Linked DNA regions of Homo sapiens: region 1 is linked to region 2. Evidence: read pairs that join two places in POLR2A ChIA-PET (ENCODE). Cell type or tissue: HepG2. All regions are shown on one strand. Region 1 overlaps ABAT (4-aminobutyrate aminotransferase). Region 2 has its middle 5.3 kb from the start of TMEM186.

Region 1 (2,500 bases), 110 kb after region 2:
GGGACAGAGTGCTGGCAAGTTGCTGATATCCAAGATAATAGATGTTAGCACCTAAATGGGAGATGCTGGCAGTGAAGATTACGGGACCTCTGGACAAGGACAAGGTTGGCAGGGGTCGGGGGCTGGTCCAGGATTCCTAGAGAACATGGAAATAGAGTTGGGAGCATTCTGGCCGCCGGTGATTCTACTAAATCATAATTCTGGTGGGCAGGGGCATCAATCTGTGTTTTAACAAGCTCTTGAGGGGATTCTGATGCTAAAGTTTGAAAAACACTGTGCTAGACAGAGATAAAGGGGCAGGCTACTCTGGTTGGAAGAATAGCGTTCTGTTTTCCCACAGTGGAATTTGTAAATTGGATTCATTTATTCATCCATTCATTCACACATGTATCCATCAATCTAGCCAACCAACAAAGGGGTTGTGTCTGTCCATCCATGCATCCATCTACACCCCCAGCCATCCAACATCCAACAAATACATCCTGAATGCCTCCTCTGTGTGTGTGTGTGTGTGTGTGTGTGTGTGTGTGTGTGTGTATCCTGTTAGGCACAAGCAATCTGATTGAAATTATAGATATACACGGCTGTCTTAGCCTCTAACCGGTGATTCTCAACCAGGGGCAATCTTGTTCCCCAGGGGACACTTCATAATGCCTGGAGACATTTCTGGCTGTCACAACGTGGAGGAAGGTATGTTGCCAGCGTCTGGTGGGTGGAGGCCAAGAATGCTGCTAAACATCCGGCACAGGACAGCCTCGCTTCCACGTCAGTAGTATAGAGGTGGGCCAGGAGAGGTGGCTCAGCCTGTAATCCCAGCACTTTGGGAGGCCGAGGCGGGTGGATCACCTGAGGTCACAAGTTCAAGACCAGCCTGGCCAACATGGTGAAACCCTGTCTCCACTAAAAATACAAAAATTAGCTGAGTGTGGTGGCGGGTGCCTGTAATCCCAGCTACTCAGGATGCTGAGGCAGGAGAATCGCTTGAACCCGGGAGGCAGAAGTTGCAGTGAGCTGAGATTGCACCACTGCACCCCAGCCTGGGCAACAGAGCAAGACTCCATCTCAAAAAAAAAAAAAAAAAAGATAGCAGTCATTGGATTAGGGGCCACTCTAATGCAGAAAGACCTCATTTCAACCTAACTATTTCTGCAAAGTCTCTATTTCCAAATTAGGTCCTATTCATAGGTTCCAGGTAAACATGATCATGCCACTGCACTCCAGCCTGGGCAACAGAGCAAGACTCCCTCTCAAAAAAAAAAAAAAAAGTGTAGAGGCTGAGAAACTTTGCAGTAGACTGTGAGTTCCTGATAGGCAGGAACTGGTGGTATTCCCAGGATCACAAGATAGTGTGTGACCTACAGGAGCTGAGCAAATATTTAAGTGGATGAAGAAATAGTGACACAAAGAAACATTTATTTATATAAAGAACTCTGGGCCAGGCGAGGCAGTTCACACTTGTAATCCCAGCACTTTGGGAGGCCGAGGTGGGAGAATCGCTTGATCCTAGGAGTTCAAAACCAGCCTGGGCTACATAGGGAGACTCCATCTCAACAACAACAAAAAAATGCTTTTTAAAAAATTAGCCAGGTGTGGTGGCACCTGTTGTGCCAGTTACTTGGAAGACTGAGGCAGAAGGATTGTTTGAGCTTGGGAAGTCAAGGCTGCAGTAAGCTATGATCATGCCACTGCACTCCAGCTTGGGTGACAGACAGGGTGAGACTCTGTCTCAAAAAAAAAAATAGATAAATAAAAAGAAAAAGAAAAAGAGAAAAGAAGAACTCTTACAGCTCAAGAACAAAAAGACAAAAAGACAACTCAATTCAAAAATGGGCAAAGAACTTGAGTAGACATTTCTCTGAAGATAATATACAAATAAGCAACAAACACATAAGATGCTCAATGCCATCAGTCATTAGGGAAATGCAAATCAAAACCACAATGTGGTATTGCTTCACACCTGCCACAGTGACCCCAATGATAATAATCAAAAAATGGAGGTCGGGCGCAGTGGCTCATGCCAGTAATCCCAGCACTTTGGGAAGCCGAGGCAGGCGGATCACTTGAGGTCAGTAGTTCAAGACCAGCCTGGCCAACATGGTGAAACCCCGTCTCTACTAAAAATACAAAAAAATTAGCCGGGCGTGGTTGTGGCCCACACATGTAATCCCAGCTACTTGGGAGGCTGAGTCAGAATTGCCTGAACCCAGGAGGCAGAGGTTGCAGTAAGCCGAGATCACACCACTGCACTCCAGCCTGGGTGACAGAGCAAGATTCCCCCTGCCCCCCAAAAAAATACATAAAAATAAAATGATGAAAATGGTCAATTTCATGTTATGTGTATTTTACCCCAATTTAAAAAATACTTTTCTGCATTCAGTCAATGCTCCTTGAATATCTACTGTGTGCATAGGGAAGTGTGCTATGCATTTAAGACACAAGAATAAATGTGATGGATGTGATGGCTGCTTCCAGGCAATTATGGATTGGGAAGAAATCCAGC
Region 2 (2,500 bases):
ATGAACATTTGGCTATTGCTGTGAACACTGGTATACGAGTATCTGTTTGAGTCCCTGCTTTCAGTTGTTTTGGGTACGTACTGAGAAGTGGATTAACTGGATCCTGTGGTAATTCTGTTTATTTTTGAGGACCTGCCACTTTTCCACAGCAGCTGTACCATTTTACATTCTCACCAGCAACAGACAAGGGTTCCTGTTTCTCTACATTCTTGTCAACAGTGGTTACTTTTCCTTTTTTTTAAATTTGAGATGGAGTCTTACTCTGTCACCCAGACTGGGTTGCAGTGGTGTGATCTTGGCTCACTGCAGACTCCGCCTCTCAGGTTCAAGCGATTCTCCTGCCTCAGCCTCCTGAGTAGCTGGGATTACAGGCACCCACCACCATGCCCAGCTAATTTTTCTGCTTTTAGTAGAGATGTGGTTTTGCCATGTTGGCCAGACTGGTCTCGAACTCCTGAACTCGAGGGATCCACCTGCCTCGGCCTCCCAAAGTGCTGGGATTACAGGTATGAGCCACCACGCCTGGCCCTTCACTTCGATGCTTCTGTCCTGTGCTTCCATCCTTGCTTTACTTGAGTCCGTTTTTGCAGCTGTCAAAGTGATGCTTAAAAACAGAATCACGTCACTGCTGTGAAGGCTGATGGCCTAATCCACCCTCCCCTTCCCTCCCTCATCCGCACCTCTGTGGAGATCATTCCCCCAGGTCACGACTGCCTTGCTGTTCTCCAGTAATCGAGAATATTCCAGCCTTAAGGCCTTTGCATTGACAGTTCCCTCTGCCTGGAAGGCTTTCTCCCTAGATGCCTGCAAAGAGAACTAACCGCCTCCCCTTCAGTATCCTCTCGGTATAACAGGGTTTTACTATTTATGCTCAAGAAGTGTAGTGAAGATTCAATTATATAGAAGAGACATGTGCATAGCAGTTACACGTGGCTGTTCATTCCTTCTGTACCTTGCCTTCACCTGCCTGTCAGTTCCTTCAGTGACTGTGACTCCCTTCCCCATGAAGAGATAAAGCCTGTGGCTAAAAAATGTCTTAAGAAGTCATAATGATTTGACCTTAACCTCATTAAAACCAAAAATTCTCTCTGTTGGGTTGTAAGTAATGACCTGAGTGAGCCTCACCCCAGGATATTCTGATTATGTCTGGGGTGGATTTCCAGGATCTGTTTTTTTGACCAGCTTGAAGCCAATTCTGAGATTCAGGCAGGCTGGGAATTTCTGAAATACATTACTAGAACAGAAGACACCAGAGTGACACATGGTTCTGTGGACTTTGTGTTCCTGGGCCAATTTTCTGCCCAAAGAATAGGTTCTTAACACTGGCTTTATGTGTAGAATCTCCTGGAGAGTGTTTTAAAAACCCCATTGTCGAAGCCCATGACCAGGCATTTTTATTTTCACGGTTCCCTGGGTGATTCTAACATGGTTGACCATCGCTGCCTTTGGAGAATCACCACTCTGTTAAGTCTGCAAGGGGCTTGCCCTGGGAGGTGAGACCAGATTCTCACCCATGCAGGCATTCCATGTGTGGTCTGCTCATGCAGTACCAGCAGAGGGCACACAGAGCAAATGCATTATTCTAACGCTGTATCCCTAAGCTAAAATCACAGATGTCCACCAGATAACAGGAAATGTGTTAGGGCTTCTGTCATGCACCAGTAGGGTAGTACCTGAGAGCTGCCCCCAAAAAACCAAAGTCAACAACAGAAGCAATAAAAGGACTGGTGCAGTGGCTCACACCTGTAATCCCAACTCTTTGGGAGGCCAAGGTGGGCAGATCGCTTGAGACCAGAAGTTCAAGACCAGCCTGGGCAACATGGTGAAACCCCATCTCTACTAAAAATGTGAAAAATTAGCTGGGTGTAGGGTACATGCCTGTACTCCCAGCTACTGGGGAGGCTGAGGTGAGAAGATCACTTGAGCCTGAGGGGCAGAGGTTGCAGTGAGCTGAGACTGCGCCACTGCACTGCAGCCTGGGTGACAGAGCGGGATCCTGTCTCAAAAAACAAAAAAAACATTAAGTGTGCCCAACCCTTGTTGAATCTGGTAGAACCTGGGCATCTGTTTGTTTATGCTTCCCAGGTTATTCCACAGTACTACAAGTTTTGAGAATCACCCAAAGCCATACAATAGATGGCAAAGCAGCTTCTCAGAAAATGGGAGTTGTCTTTAGATTTGGGTGGTAGATATATTGGCAGTTGCCCCCTTTAACAACAATTATAACATGATTGTCTTAGTTCACTTGGGCTGCTGTAACAAAAATACCGTAGGCTGGATGGCTCAAGCAACATTAATTTTTACAGTTCTGGAGGCTGGGAAATCCAAGATTAATGCGTCAGCGGGTTCATTGTCTAGGAGGGCCTGTTTCCTGGTTGGTAGACAGGCTTATTCCTGCTGTGGTCTCCCATGGCAAAAGAGGTGAGGGAGCTCTCTGAAATTTTTTATAGGGCACTAATCCCATTCATGAGGGATCCACCCTCATGACCTAATCCACTTC

What was found. Peaks named below come from ENCODE experiments on the same cell type or tissue, not always from the same donor. Only the 100,000 strongest peaks of a DNase experiment are listed, where the experiment ranks them.
Region 1: POLR2A ChIA-PET joins it to region 2 with 5 read pairs; 7 of 35 experiments call an interaction of 5 or more read pairs at or near these places.

Annotation. Positions count from the first base shown.
Region 1 is chr16:8,680,224-8,682,723 of GRCh38, reverse strand. All of the region lies in intron 1 of ABAT (4-aminobutyrate aminotransferase), which reads right to left. Among named protein-coding and RNA genes, the nearest start is that of ABAT, 6.9 kb to the right of the region's middle. In HepG2, no CTCF peak of the experiment used is centred here; a DNase peak (open chromatin) is centred at 1,363.
Region 2 is chr16:8,791,137-8,793,636 of GRCh38, reverse strand. No RefSeq gene overlaps it. Among named protein-coding and RNA genes, the nearest start is that of TMEM186, 5.3 kb to the left of the region's middle. RefSeq lists a silencer at 1,478-1,657. In HepG2, a CTCF peak has its summit at 1,560 (motif pointing right); a DNase peak (open chromatin) is centred at 1,546.